Regions from separate parts of the Homo sapiens genome. Here region 2 is linked to region 1. The links are chromatin loops, found by intact Hi-C in ENCODE. Cell type or tissue: CD4-positive, alpha-beta T cell. All regions are shown on one strand.

Region 1 (8,000 bases):
ATGTAAAAGGTTTTCTCTTCAGAGAAATATAGGCATCAGGCACATCTCCCCTCTTACTCCACTCCAGAGATGAGAAATTTCAAGGTGGCTGTTATTTCTAGTTGCATATGTATATATAAGGCAGAAAAAAAAGGCTAAATCATTGACCTCTCTGGGTATTCTGAATCGGGTTACAATAAATAGGTAAGGCTCAGGTTCCTCTAAGACCTCAGTTTTGTGATAAAGAGTTCATACATAAAGCAAGAACTTCAGGTACTCCTGAAGTCTTCTTTCAGTATACATTTTAAATATTTAATTTAAGACCGGGTGCAATGGCTCATGCCTGTAATCCCAGCACTTTGGGAGGTCGAGGCCAGAGGATCACCTGAGGTCAGGAGTTCGAGACCAGCCTGGCCAACATGGTGAAATCCCGTTTCTACTAAAAATACAAAAATTAGCCGGGTTTGGTGGCGGGCGCCTGTAATCTCAGCTACTCGGGAGGCTGAGGCAGGAGAATTGCTTGAACCCGGGAAGCACAGGTTACAGTGAGCTGAGATTGTGCCACTGCACTCCAGCCCAGGCGACAACAGCGAGACTCTGTCTCAAAGAAAAAAAAAAAAAGATTTAATTTAATATTTAAATTGATTATGACTGGAAGTATTTACTAGAAATTAAAGACAATTAAGGAATTACCTCTAAATGGCAGATGAATTAGGAAAGTTTTTGTTTGTTTTTTCCTTCAGACACTCCCAACCAATTTCCAGGTAACAAACTTGAATGGTTTGGTTTCTCATAGAGTATAAATCAACAATATAATATAGAAAATTATACTCTCTATGTTCTATACTCCATATATGCTAAAACTAATGTGCTCTTCTCAACCATAATTTGACCACACATTCAATAATTCCAAGATAATTTACACATACAGAGGCAGTGGGAATTCATCTTAAAATAATTCAACTGATTTTGGTCTTCATTTCTCAATTTGAAGGGCTAGGAGTCCAAACTATGTCCTTGTTGCTGTTGCTGATACTGTTTTCCTTGTTAAGTAACTTATTGTCATGTCTACATTTATAATTGTAAGTGATACACATTTTTTATAATCACAATCTATGATGCTGTCACAGTTATGTATTACATGTGGAGTGACCAACTTTTTTTTAAGCCTGTCTATTCCATCAAAATTTCTGTTCTTTGATCAGAATTGTAAAAAAAGTTCTTTAGGCAAATCTATAGTTTGTAAATCCATTTTAAAGTCCATGTAAATTGTTTTACTTATTTTAGAGAGAAAAAACCTCAACCATTACATGTTGCTATTCCTTAAGATAAGCAAAATGTACATAGATAAGTTTTAGAATCTGAATCTTAATTGAAATAATGATTCAATAAACTTCAAAGGCCAGGCGTGTGGGCGCATGCCTGTAATCCCAGCTACTTGGGGGGCTGAGGAAGGAGAATCGCTTGAACCCAGGAGGCAGAGGTTGCAGTGAGCCGAGATCACACCATTGCACTCCAGCCTGGGCAACAAGAGCGAAACTCCATCTCAAAAAACAAACAAACTTCAAAATCTCTAAATTTGGTCATCATTATTTGAAGAAAAGAAAATCTTCTGGCCGGCGCAGTGGCTCACGCCCATAATCCCAGCACTCTGGGAGGCCGAGGTAGGCGGATCTCAAGGTCGGGAGATCGAGACCATCAGGCCGAGGTGGGCAGATCACGAGGTCAGGAGATTGAGACCATCCTGGCTAACATGATGAAACCCCATCTCTACTAAAAATACAAAAAATTAGCTGAGCGTGGTGGTGGACGCCTGTAGTCCCAGCTACTGGGGAGGCTGAGGCAGGTGAATGGTGTGAACCTGGGACGCAGAGCTTGCAGCGAGATTCCGTCTCAAAAAAACAAAAAAACAACAAAAAAAAACAACAAAAAAATAACTTCAGGTAAGCCCACAGATCTTAGCTAACAGCAAGAGGAATTTTTAATAATCTGCTTGAATGTTGATATCTTTTCCAGCCTTCTCTCTCCTTAGGCCAATTATTTAGAAAACTGTATAATAATTAATCCATATGCAAATTTTAAACTATAGCTCAAAAACTTTATTGGCTACTGTAAATTACTACGAATTTTCCAGTGTAGGGTATGGCAAATATTGAATAAGTGCCTCATATGTGAAAGAGCTGGTGCTCAGCACTGATTTTTCAAGAGCAAACTTAAGAAATGAATAAAGTTGTAATGTGTATACACGCACATTATACAACAGCATAGGACTTCTTTGTGTTACTTGTAAAAGGAAAGGTTTTCACTTTCCTCATTATGAATTCCAAAAATTCAAAAACTGTTTTTCAAAATTTTGACTGCTTTCATTACACGCATAATGCTTCCACACTCTTCATTCCTACTCTTTTCAGCAGATAAACATTCTCCTCTTTCCATTAGCAACCAATCCAAGCTTATTATCTTTCTTTTTAGAGGCAAACTGCAACATATCATTTCAATTAAACCCAAAATATTACTCCCATATTTCTTATGCAAAGGTCTTAGGAATAAGCCTCAGCTTCTCACAGAAGATGAAATCATCTATCAACATATGTAACTGATGTTTCTCATTTTATTTTCATTTTGAGATTTTGTACCTACTGTCTAGTGATAAACTTTTGCAACTGTTTCCTCTATATTTTAGATGGCTTAGGCTTTAAAAAAATGGTCTATATGATTTAATTATCAATTTTTTCCTTAAGTGAAGTTCAACAGAATTAATTTTCTCACATTTTCATTAATTATACAGGCTACAGGCAATATTTAAAGTTTTTTTTTAAATATTGGGTATGTTACTCATTTTGTTACTCTATGACTTTCAATTCCTGAATATAAAATAATAAATTTTAAATGACTAAATTTTATTTATTCACTGATTAAATCAGATTTATGACCTCCTCTCTCCATTCCAGCTACTCTGAGTTTTGAATGAAACAACCTCAATTGTAACAGAAGAAACATCTGTTGCTTTTTTTCTTCACCAGGGCTTTCCTAACTGAAAGAAGAAAGACTCTCTGCCTGACCTCCTCTCCCTCTCCCTCTCCCTCTCCCACTCCCGCTCCCCACCCACACTAAGTTCCTTAAAACTTTTTTAAGTAAATGTATTATTTAAAATTTCACTGTATCTATTAAAAACATCATAGTTTAGAAACATTCACTTCCTTATTGAACTTCAAAGAATGACTAAATGCTATTATATATCAAAAAATAAGACGTGTCTAATAGAATATACGTTGTAACTAAAATGCAAACTTCAAGGGTATAATTGAAATGATCAATTCAATCAAGTTGTCATATATTCCGGGGTCATTAAGAATTGTTTAGGGGTAAGATTTTCTTCACAGTATCCAGATTCATATAGCATCTTGTATGCTATATTTTCTTTGCCAGTCCAAGGCTAACATAATGGCAGTCACTACCCCAAGAGGCAGACACCAAATGGTGCCACCCACACTCTCACACTGTGCCTCATAATAAACCATAAAGCAGTGGAATGCACCGGCCCCTTTATGAGCAAACAATGCCTAAGCTTCATTAGAATACAGCTGACATTTTCAAAGCACAAATACTTTTAAGAAAAATGTACTAGGGAAAAAAAGGAATGAAACAGCTATAAAAGCTGAAATATTTTTCAAGTGTCAGGTTGATTTCCAAGGATCCTTGGGAAGTATATTTTGCTGTTGGCAATTTAAAAGTTTTCGTAAGTGGAAAAAATGTTTAGTTAAGGGCAAAGCTTATTTTATTAACTACTGGGGAAAAAAATGAAAGTAAAAACTATCCTTTGAATTGCTTTCACAAGTAATAACCATGAAGTACCTTTAAAATTACTGATTTCCTCAACTGCTGCTTTAGTTCCTGAATTAAGAAAACTGAGCTCCAGAATTATTTTCACATTTTAATTAATTTATATAAGTAACTGAGTAATAAACTAATTCTTCCCCTCCCCCCCCACCCCAACCCCCATACATAACCCTGTAGTTTTTCTGTCTGCAACAAGCAAGGACGTCTTGAAATCAGCGTGCTCCTGGCTATTTATCAATTTAATATTGCTGCTGCTTAAAGAATATAAAATAAGAGCTGTAAAAACTCACCCAGCAGTGAGAAACAAACTGATCTCTCTTACCTGGTCTAAGGAAGCATGCCTCTCACTGCAGTACCAACAACATTCTACAGTCTTTGTTACCATTCAGTGGAAACTTGAGACTGTGTCAGACGTAAGCAATCGAGCTCAGAAAAGCTCAATTTAAAATACTTCTCAGTAAAACTAAAAAGATGCTCAAGAAAACTGTTTAGTTAACTGGCTTTCAAAAGACATATGAATACTGTTTACAACAAAGACATCTCAAAAGAAATTGAAAAGTGCAGGTCTTAGATGAAGGGGCTTTTCTATGTAGAACCTTGTTTTCTTATTAAATTAAAAGGATATTTTTATTTTAAAAAATGCTTAAAGTACACACTTGATCTTAGCCAAAAGGCCGAGAAGCAATAAAAATGCTTAAAGTAAAAAGGGTGAAATAACTACAAGTTAACATTTTTCTAAATATCACTTGCCTTTTAACTAACTTAAAAAATAAGATTAAACTTACTCGTGAAACCTGCATAATTTGAATTATACATATCAGAGTATCTGCTGGCTCCAAAGCAGTCACAAAGCAGGAGACTTAATGCATCTTGAAAGCAGAGCAAAAGCACCACGAGTTTCAGGGGGAAAAGAGGAGGAGAAACTCTTGAAAAACTGGTCGGGGCTTTTTGAACCTGTAATAACTGTCCAGCTCTTGTGGGAGGAAAAAAATGTCCCAGTCCTGCCCCGAGATAGGAGGCTATGCTTCAATGCCAAAATGAATGACAGGCCCATTTCTGATATCAACAAAGAGCAGCTTAGTTGTGCTTTTTTTTTTTTTCCACTTTCCCACACAGAAGTTCTAAAATTTCCAGGTTAGTCCCTTTATAGCTAGGGTTAAGTACCTTTCTCCATTTTCTCAAGAGGGAACTCAATTATGTTGTCCTGGTTTTTTTTTAAATGACTAATTAAATATACATACCTAATCATCTTACTTAGTTTTCCTAGGCAGGAAGCTGAACAAAAGATGACCTCTTAGGTTCCTTTCCAAATCTATTCTTTTCAATATCAGATAACCATATGACTGTCAATATTAATAAGCTTTTCCAGCATCCTGATGTATGGCACAAGTAGAAACAAAAAGCAAGGTAACATTAAAAACAAAGCAACTGAGATAAAATTTTCAACTAGCAAGATGTAAAGATAATTTACCAAGGTATGTGTTTGATTACAGAAATTCAAAACAAACACTCCAATCAACAACATATATTTGCTGAATACTTATTATGAGCCGAGCACTATTTTGGGCCCTGGAGATACAGTAGTGAATGCAACAGACAAAAGCCAAACAAAAAATCTCTGTCTTTCGTGAGCTTAGTTTATTTCAGTTCACTCTAAGTACAACTCTCCTAGATGACTAAGGTACTTTTCCTTCGTTGACTAGTTATCACCTATTCTGAAATATTCCCCTTGGAAAGTATGTCTTGACAACAGCTCCAGGAGACGCTGTAAAGTATTTGGTGCTCCGTTCAGTGTTGTATCACCAGTGTCTAAAACAGTGTCTGTTAGACACTCAAATACATATTGAATCAAATAGATCAGAGAGCTTCTTCTTACTCAAAATTTTCCTTTGCCAACACATATTATACTTACATGCATACAGAGATATGACAACAATAATACAATACAGGGTGTAAATTAAACTGGGTTGTAAACACGTGTTAGTATAAACAAAACTGAAAATACAACCTATATGGCCCTCTATCTTTCCAGATTCTACAATAAAATCTGTTTTCACTACTGGATGTGAGGTCAGTATAATATCTGAGTAAATAAATCACATAAAATTCTATAAAGTAAGTTTTTGTGGACAGTCAGATTTCAGAGGAGTTTTGAAAGAAAAAAGAAACTTGGAAATTACACAGAATCTGATCAGTTTGGTATATTAAAATCTTACATGTTTATATTCATTTACATTCCCACATTTGGAAACAATTTTAAACTCCCCATCCTGCTTTGCACCATTCTTGATCATCTTACCAGATGACGCTTCTTACAGAGAAAATAAGTGTACACCTTTAACCTGTCAGATCAGCTAGAAGTGCTCACCTGTGTCACCCAAGGCCAGAATATTCAGGGGCTAGATATGGTCACACCTACTCTGTTATAGTCTTAAAACAAAAGGAAATTAAACATCCAAGTACTCAAGTATATTCCCGTGTTCTCTTTTTTTTTTTTTTTTTTTGAGACGGAGTCTCGCTCTGTCGCCCAGGCTGGAGTGCAGTGGCGCGATCTCGGCTCACTGCAAGCTCCGCCTCCCGGGTTCACGCCATTCTCCTGCCTCAGCCTCCCAAGTAGCTGGGACTACAGGCGCCCGCCACTACGCCCGGCTAATTTTTTGTATTTTTAGTAGAGACAGGGTTTCACCGTTTTAGCCGGGATGGTCTCGATCTCCTGACCTCGTGATCCGCCCGCCTCGGCCTCCCAAAGTGCTGGGATTACAGGCGTGAGCCACCGCGCCCGGCGTATTCCCGTGTTCTCTAAATAGGAGAGCACCCCCCCGGCCCTCCAATTGTCCAGAGCTAGACAACAATTACAAGTTAAAATATAAACTATTTAGTGTATGTTTTAACAATAAACCTAACAGCAACCCAAGGTCAGAAAGATGTGATAACTGAGGTCAAGTGACAAATAAAATAAGGTGGGGCCAAAGTAGGATTCTACTGTTCTTGCAGAATGAATTTTCCTTTTCCCATTCCTTCCTTCAATAAATACTGAGCACCTATTATGTATCAGGCACTGAGCTGGGCAACAAATTGACCTGTTACCTACTGTCTACTCCACAGATCTGACCTTCAGCCAATCTATTCCTTCAAGTTTCCTTCTCCATGCTTGCCTTCCTTTCCAGAGCCTTTTCTCTGGTCTCAAATTCTTTACTCATACTACACCCCTTCAATCTGCTCTGATGTCTTTCTTGGCACGTAGCATAATCACTACCTTTTATGTTCTTCTGCAAGTGTATGACACAGTGTGGGGAAAGTAATAAGACTTCCCACTCAGATGATAAAAATGCAGATTATATAGGTTGTGTCAAACAATTTCTCCTTAATCTTATGTAGAAAATCCATTTAAACATCATTAATTACAACTACTGATTATCTGGAAAACACCAAAGGTAGCTGGACATTCTCCTAGGTTTATAAACTGATTTATTTGGACTGGAGTTTGTGACATTTATTGGCAATCTGCCCAAATATTAAGCCCATTTAACAGACACATTTATGATTCTATAGGCAGAAATAACACTATAATAGTGTAATGATGGCAGGCATTGGCCAAATAAAAACTATCTATCAGATCTATATAATGAAGCAGTAGAAATTAGTTACATTGTACCTGTACTTACATTTTCAAGTAAAATATTGAATCTTCCTGACAAGCACTACACCTAAAGCAAAAACTTTCTGCTATCACTTGCATGGTTAGGTGCCAATTTCTTAAAAACATTGCATAGTAAATATTTCATATTTCCTGTTTGCCTGCTGCTCTTCCTCTTTCCACTTTTTTTCTTTCTCTCTCTCTCTCTTTTTTTTTTAAGAGAGAGAGGGTTTTGTTCTTTCATGCAGGCTGGAGTTGATGTGCAGTGGTGTGATCACAGCTCACTGTAGCCTCAATCTCCTGGGCTCAGGTGATCCCTCCCACTTCAGCCTCCCAAGCAGCCAGGACCACAGGTGTGCACCACCATGCCTGGCTAATTTTTGTATTTTTTATAGAGACAGGGTTTTGCTATGTTGCCCAGGCTGAACTCCTAGGCTCAAGTGATCCTCCTGCCTCCCTCCAAAGTGCTGGGATTACGAGTGTGAGCTACTACGCTTAGCTCGACTCTTTCAATATGCACATTTTTCTGAGTTCTGTGCTCAAT
Region 2 (8,000 bases), 970 kb after region 1:
AATTTATTTTCCAACTATGAAGTATAAGAATTGTCTGCTTACCCATAGTTTCTTTTCTTTTTTTTTTTTTTTAGACCGAGTTGCGCTCTTGTCGCCGAAAATGCAGTGCAATGGCATGATCTCGGCTGACTGCAACCTCTGCCTCCTGGGTTCAAGCGATTCTCCTGCCTCAGCCTCCCAAGTAGCTGGAACTATAGGTGTGTGCCACCACGCCTGGCTAATTTTTGTATTTTTAGTAGAGACAGGGTTTCACCATCTTGGCCAGGCTGTTCTCGAACTCCTGACCTCATGATCCACCAGCCTTGGCCTCCCAAAGTGCTGGGATTACAGGAGTGAGCCACTGCGCCCGGCCCACCCACAGCTTCTTGAAGCATTTTTCCACAAGTTTTAATGAAAAAGGAAATGAGAAATCACAGGAGAAAAACTAAAATTCAAAGTCCAGTAAACTGGCCAAATTGGAGTAATTAATTCTTATTAACCAGAAATGGAACAAGGCTCTGATATCTGCATAATTTTGAGCTGGATTTATCAGGGTATTTTCCTAGTTTAATATACAAATGAGATGAGGGACCCTTTAGTTTAGGCCCAAGTTTGCCTGGTGATCTTTTGTGGCTCCTGTCCCTACAATGTTAGATAATGTTTCCCCCTCTGAGAGTTGTGTGGCTTTCTTAACAGCATTGAATAGATAGCATATCAGATTCCAACTTCATCTGGAGGATATGGCACTAATAGTGATATGGTGTGGCTTTGTGTCCCCACCCAAATCTCATCTCGAATTGTAATCCCGGAGGGACCTGGTGGGAGGCGACTGGATTATGGGGAAGCTTTTCCCCATGCTGTTCTCATGATGGTGTGGGAGTTCTCACAAGAGCTGATGGCTTTAAAAGTGTTTGGAAATTCCCCCTTTGCAGCATTAATCTCTCGCCTGGCGCCATGTAAGTTGTGCCTGCTTCCCCTTTTGCCATGATTGTAAGTTTCGTGAGGCCTCCCCAGCCATTTGGAACTATGATTCAATTAAACCTCTTTCCTTTATAAATTACCCAGTGTCAGGGAAGTTATTTATAGCAGTGTGAAAATGGACTAAAACAGATAGCAAAGCAAGTTTACACTGATTAATTACTTACTTTTGAAACTTTACAACTGTGGCCACTTTTGACTTTTTTTTTAACTGATGTTTCAGTCATTAGAAAAACAGAGAATGTTGGGGGTAAAAAGAAGTCTTATAAGTCACACATAGCTTAAATGCTGCAGCTTTTCCCCAAATTCTGGAATCCTTTCTAAATCAGTCAGCATCTGTCTATGTGTCTTCACACACAAATACTCATTTCATTGAGGTAGATTGTTCTCTTGTTAAACAAGGAAAAAGCTTTAGAGTTTAAAAAATTATTTTGTACATTGGGTTGAAATAAAAATCTGTTGCTTTGTGCCTCTTTCCAAAGCTTTCTTCTCTGCTTAAGTGGTCACAAGGAAAAAGTCTTTGTTCCTTGTCAACAGCTCCCATAGCTTCCTCAGGTCTGCTCTTCTCCAGGAGGATTATTTTTTCTTTTTTTTCAAGACAGGGTCTTGCTCTGTTGCCCAGGCTGGAGTGCAGTGCTGTGATCATAGCTCACTGCAGCCTCAGACTCCTGGGCTTAAGTAATCCAGGAGGACGATTTTAATTGGCATCATTCCTTTTTCCCAAAAAATAATTTTAAGATGCACCACGGCTGGGCGCGGTGGCTCACGCCTGTAGTCCCAGCACTTTGGGAGGCCGGGGCGGGCAGATCACGAGGTCAGGAGATCGAGACCATCCTGGCTAACACAGTCAAACCCCATCTCTACTAAAAATACAAAAAATTAGCCGGGCGTGGTGGCGAGCTCCTGTAGTCCCAGCTACGCGGGAGGCTGAGGCAGGAAAATGGCGTGAACTCAGGAGGCGGAGCTTGCAGTGAGCCAAGATCACACCACTGCACTCCAGCCTGGGCGACAGAGCGAGACTGTACAACACAACACAACACAACACAACACAATACAACACAACCACAACACTAATTCCTCTCCTCTGAAGATACTGAAATGGGAAAAGTTCCCTTGTCCCCCTTGCAAAGCGTGTGACGGGGGAGTGGCTCGCTTCTTCAGTGCCCCGCTGCTCAAATCTCTAGGGGAGCATACAGACGGGCAGGTTGTGGGGCTCTGACCCCATGGCAGTGTCTAGGGGTGGATGTTTACAGCTCCTGAAGCGCCAACGTGCTACCGTGTGCTTTTTTAGTTTTGCTGCCTACAGGCGGCTTGTGTTAACCAGTTCAATTAGCCCCTCTACCTTGTTGCAAGGACAGAGGGCTTTCTGTATCCTGGGTTCTTGTCTTGGTGTACCAGAATAATCGGATCACACCTGGGCTTGGAGAATGAGTGCAAGGTTTTATTGAGTGGAGGTAACTCTCAGCAGAAGGGGGAAGTTATAAGAGGGATGGAGTGGGAAGGTTTTCCCCTGGAGTCAGGCTGCTCTGTGGCCTGGGCTTTCCTCCGACTGCCCCAGCCAAACTCCAAGCCGTTCTGCTTCTACCAGTCAGTGGCATGCAAGTTCCTGTGGATGTGTTCCTCTCAAAGTCCAGCCGCTCGTGTGTTCCTCCACTGATGTGCTTCTCTCGACGTCCAGCCGCCTATGTGTCTCCTGCTAGGGTCTTGGGGGTTTTTATAAGCACAGGATGGGGGCATGGTGGGGCCAAGGTGGTCTTGGGAAATGGAACATTTGGACAGGAAAACTAAAATGCTTGTCCTCACCTAGGTCCATGGGCACAGGCCCGGGGGTGGAGTCCTCACCAGGGATCTGCCCTTCCCTTCCCAGCACTTCCCTGCCCCCCTTCCATATCAATATTCCTGCTCTAAGATTTAAAAAGATGTCAAGCATGAAGACTCCTTTAAGGGCAGTCTTTCTGCTGATCCCCACATGATAGTAGGTGTATTTTTAGGACAACTGATTCAGAGCATGCATAATGACAAGAGCTGCTTTAAGTTCAAGAATGTTTTGACAACATTCATAGGACTATGTATTCACAATAGCCAAAGCTAGAAGCAACTCAAGTGCCCGTGGACATATGAATGGATAAACACTGTGGTATGGACATATAATGGAATATTACTCAGACTTAAAAAGGAAGGAAATTCTGACACATGCTACAACATGGATGAACTTTGAAGACGTTATGCTGAGTGAAATAAGCTAATCACAAAGGGACAGTTACTGTATGAATCCATTTATGTAAGGTACCTAGACTAGTCAAGTTCATAGAGACAGAAGGTAGAATGGAGGTTGCCGGACCAAGGGGAGAGAGGAAAGGGAAGTTACTGTACAGAGTTTCGATTTGGGAAGGAGAAAAAGTTCTGGAGATCGATGGTAGCAATGGTTGCACAACAATGTGAATGTACTTAAAGCCACTGAACTGTACACTTAAAATTGCTAAAATGGTGAATTTTAAGTTATGTGTATTTATCACAATGAGAAATATAATAGCCTATCAATCACAGCAGCATCTCCAAACATTTGAAAAGTAGTTGTATATGCATCTGAAATCTATTATTCATACAATCGACAGTTTTGCCCCACCTTCGAAATCTTCAGTCATTCCACAGCGAGCCTCTGAGGGCCATTTGGACTTTCTTTGGGCACAATTGATTAGACCAAGAATGAGCGGTTAGCCCCAGTTGGACTATTCAGAACCTTGTCCTAAGAATTTGGAATTTGATTTTAGAAACTTGTTATTAGTCTCTGTGTAGAGGTAAAGGTGAGGTAATATTGTTGGGAGTTATAGGGCAGTCATCTTTTTCCATGTTCATTTTTTATTCAACAAATATTTATTTTTTGTCTACTCTGTGGTAGGCATTGTGCAGGATGCTGGGATTCAGTGGCATCCCTGCCCTCCTGAAACAGAGCAAGCCTGACCGTAGGGAGATGATCTCTAAAGTTATTTCTCATATTTTTGTTAGACCTGATGTTTTGCACACTGTTTTCTAGTAAATGAACAACACAGTATGCCATGATTTTTTAAAATTACATTTAACTTCCTCTCTATTTTTTAGCACGTTTTTCAGCACCAGGACAAGCATCATTGCTCAAGGAGAGCTTGGTTGACAACAGGAAGTTAGAAGGAGTCTGAATTGTAACAAGTGTGGCAAGAGCACCAAGATCACTGTGTGTGTGTGTTCACAGAAAATGTACCAAAGGTGGGTGTTTTGTTTACCAGTGGCAGCAGCGCCACCACGTGGCAAAATAGTAAATGATGTTTGTAATTTCTATGCCTGCCTGCATAGAAATTACTCAATTCTTGAAGGAAAAAAAAAAGCAAAAATTGGGCATGAAAGGGGATCTGTATTATTTCACAATTGGTACTTAAGGGGAGACTTTTAAGTCTGTTTCAAATTAGCATAATTGGAATCTTCTTAAAGTGAGGCAACACTGTGCTAAGGTCTTCATCCTGCCCTCGCAGAAGTTAATTAACCCCAGAGGTGAAATCTTGAGAGCTGGACAGACACTCCCAGTGGTTCTAGAGTATCCTTCATTAGGTCTTTCCTGACTTCTCCCAAACCAATCTTCTCCTGTGTTTCCATAAAACTGTTTCTGGTGCTCATTTCATTCCTTAACAAATATTCATTGAGTACCTGCATGGTGCTTACTCTGTTCTAGGTATTGCAGATGCAGCAGTGAACAAATCAAACTAAAATTTCAGCCTGTACTTCTTAGCATCTTATTGTGATACATCTGGGAGTGTTTTATGCCCTGCAAGCCCTTTGACAACAGGGACCTGTCTTATCCCATCCTCACTGGAACCACACCTTCTACCCATTGAATTCCCAAGTAATGATTTCAGAACTCAACTGATTAAAGATGACTATATTTATTAGGACCATTCCCAAGTCAGTTCTCTGGTGGGATCAAAGCTGTGTCCTTTCAGCCAGGGACAAAATACAGAAACAGAAAGTTCATTATAGATCCTATGGTAAACTGAATAATGGCCCTCCAAAGATGTCCACACCCTAATCCCCAGAACCTGCAAATATATTGCCTAACATGGCAAAGGGACTTTGCAGCTGTGATTAAGGCTCTTGAGATGGGAGATTATCCTGGATTGTCATAGTAGAGCCAATGTAATCACAAGGGTCCTTATAAGAGGGAGGGAGCAGAGTTGGAGAAGAGATAAGGGTGGAGGCAAGTGTCAGAAGATGCTAATGGAGGAGAGGGCCACAGACCAAGGAATGCAGGTGAATTCTAGAAGCTGGGAAGGGGAAAGAAAAGGATTATTCTTTAGAGACTCCAAAATAAGCACGGGCCTGGTGGTACATTTTATATTTCTGACCTCCAGAGCTATAAAATACATCTGAGTTGCTGTAAGCCACTAACTTTGTGGTAATTTGCTACAGCAGCAATAGGAAACTATACAGATTTCTACCTGTCCTCCTCCTAATCTGCGTTCCACACTGCTCATTTTCACTGGTGTGCAGAGTGGGACATTTCTACTTTGTTCCCCTATTTTCCCAAGTCAGGGAGATGTCCTGGTTTGTCTTGACACAAGCCTCTAACAATGTTTCTCTAACAGGGCTGTGTGACCATTGGCATTCTTTGGTGTATCCTCACAGTCCCTTAGTTTTCTTATGAGAGTTTTAAATTCTATTCAGTTCCACAGTTAGCTAAAAAAAAGTTAATGTACAATTCAAGGTACAACCCAAAAAGTTATCCTTATCCTCATAAGAATACTAAAATCATCTCATTAGAGTCAGGAATGAGACAAGCATGTTTGGCCGGGCGCGGTGGCTCACGCCTGTAATCCCAGCACTTTGGGAGGCCAAGGCGGGCGGATCATGAGGTCAGAAGATCGAGACCATCCTGGCTAACACGGTGAAACCCCATCTCTACTAAAAATACAAAAAATTAGCCGGGCGTGGTGGCGGGCACCTGTAGTCCCAGCTACTCGGAAGGCTGAGGCAGGAGAATGGCGTGAACCCGGGAGGCGGAGCTGGCAGTGAGCAGAGATCGTGCCACTGCACTCTAGCCTGGGCAACAGAGAGAGACTCCATCTCGATAAAAAAAAAAAAAAAAAAAAGACAAGCATGTTCATTAGCACCACTCTTAACATTATTCTGGGGGTACTGGCTAATGTAATTATACAAGAAAAAAGTATAAAAATGGGAAAGGAGGAGGCAAACTGGTAATTATTTGCAAATATGATTGTATACCTGAAAGTTCAAGGGAATAAACTGAAAACCTATGTAAATAATAAAAGAATTCAGTAAACACATTACACAACATTAATATATCAATAAACAGCTTATTTAGGACATACATAAATACAAAAACTTACTATAATCACAGTAACAACAGAAAAGACAAAATACCTAACAATTAAAGTAACAGGAAATAATGCAAAGTTAATGTGAAGGAAATGGAACAAAACTTGAAAAAGAAGAAAGGTATGCCATGTTGTTTTGATAGAATCTTACCACTATAGCAATGTCAAAATAAAGCCTTATGTGTTTTAAGACCACTGTTACTAACAACTTTTGTTATTAACAGATGAAATTGATGAGGGAAAGTCTTCTTTCATTTTCTTTTCATAACTTCATTCTCCACCCAGCCTGTAATATTACCTGGTCTTGTCTCGTGAGTTTCAGTAAATATGGGGATATGTACGCTTCGCACTGGCCAAAGCCAGGTCACAAGTTAAGTGAGGCCTTATCTTTGGTGGTCCAAGTCAAGCCCACCTTTGGGTTGCCTGGCCATGGCAAGAGAGAGCTCCCCAGATTTGCCGTGTGCTGGTTCTCATGACCTGCCACAGGAACCTTGAGTCCTCCTTTATCACACTCACACACACACACACACACACACACACTCAGGAACGCTCATTTCCATTTCCACAGTACGCCATCTGGACTCTCCTAGATTTTATTAACCTTGTTGATAAAATAATTCCTACACAGTAAAGGTTTCCTTCTCACTAGGATCATAGTTAAAATGGCAATTTCTATTATTTTCAACATGGCACCAGTGTATTCTTGGGCTATATACTTTTTGACATCATTTTTAAAAAAATGCCACTGCTAATTATTATTATTATTATTATTATTATTATTTTTTGTAGAGACGGAGTCTCGCTTTGTTGCCCAGGCTGGAGTGCAGTGGTGTGATCTCAGCTCACTGCAACCTCTGCCTCCTGGGTTCAAGCATTTCTCCTGCCTCAGCCTCCTGAGTAGCTGGGACTACAGGTGCACGCTGCCATGCCCAGCTAATTTCTTTTGTATTTTAGTAGAGAAGGGGTTTCACCATGTTGCCCACGCTGGTCTCAAATTCCTGAGCTCAGGCAATCCACCTGCCTTGGCCTCCCAAAGTGCTAGGATTACAGGCGTGAGCCACTGCGCCTGGCTGCCACTGCTAATTATTATTGTCAAAGGAATCTGTATATAATCAATAAGTGAGTCAGGTAATTTTTGTGTGTGTGAGAAAGGGGGAGCAGCTGCTGTTGCTACTAAAACCTTATTCATAACACTTACGTTGTGGGGTGGGTGTGGGGCAGGCAGTCAAGTGCAGCAGAAGGAATTTTCCATTCCACACTGACCACACCTCCGTGAAGGCTGTTTCCTAATTATTCCTAGAAGCAGCTAGGATCTGTCTTAGCAGAAGACATTAAGTCTGATTTTTAGTTGTCTCTCCTTTTATCTTCTTTCTTCAGAGCCTAGCACAAGCTAGAAACTCAATAAATGCCAAAGAAGCAAATGGAGTGTTCCTTTTACCAGCCTATATCCTGAAACCCAGAGAGCAGGGAAAAACTGTTTAAAAACTGTCTAGAATGAAAATGCCACCAAGTAGGAGCAGTCCATTGGCACAATACAGGAGGCTGTAGCTTTGGGGCAATCATTTTTTAAGGTCTCTATCTTTCAGCATGCACAGGTTCCACAGCTGTTTGTATTGTTAAATACTTTCTCCACTCCACTTTTTTCCTCCTTAAAGAAATCAAAACATTTTTGGTGGGGAG

What was found. Peaks named below come from ENCODE experiments on the same cell type or tissue, not always from the same donor. Only the 100,000 strongest peaks of a DNase experiment are listed, where the experiment ranks them.
Region 2: it touches region 1 in a loop (7-fold over the local background); 8 of 110 quality-filtered maps call a loop at or near these places.

Annotation. Positions count from the first base shown.
Region 1 is chr3:142,024,438-142,032,437 of GRCh38, forward strand. The region is part of intron 3 of TFDP2 (transcription factor Dp-2); the gene reads right to left. Among named protein-coding and RNA genes, the nearest start is that of TFDP2, 120 kb to the right of the region's middle. RefSeq lists a silencer at 3,503-3,552 and enhancers at 3,939-4,440, 4,847-4,896. In CD4-positive, alpha-beta T cell, no CTCF peak of the experiment used is centred here; DNase peaks (open chromatin) are centred at 3,484 and 4,224; H3K4me3 peaks cover 1,407 bases.
Region 2 is chr3:142,989,941-142,997,940 of GRCh38, forward strand. It overlaps PAQR9-AS1 (PAQR9 antisense RNA 1), which reads left to right. Exons shown (of 5, transcript NR_125393.1): 3 at 4,057-4,200. Among named protein-coding and RNA genes, the nearest start is that of U2SURP, 7.6 kb to the right of the region's middle. In CD4-positive, alpha-beta T cell, a CTCF peak has its summit at 4,245 (motif pointing left); a DNase peak (open chromatin) is centred at 4,221.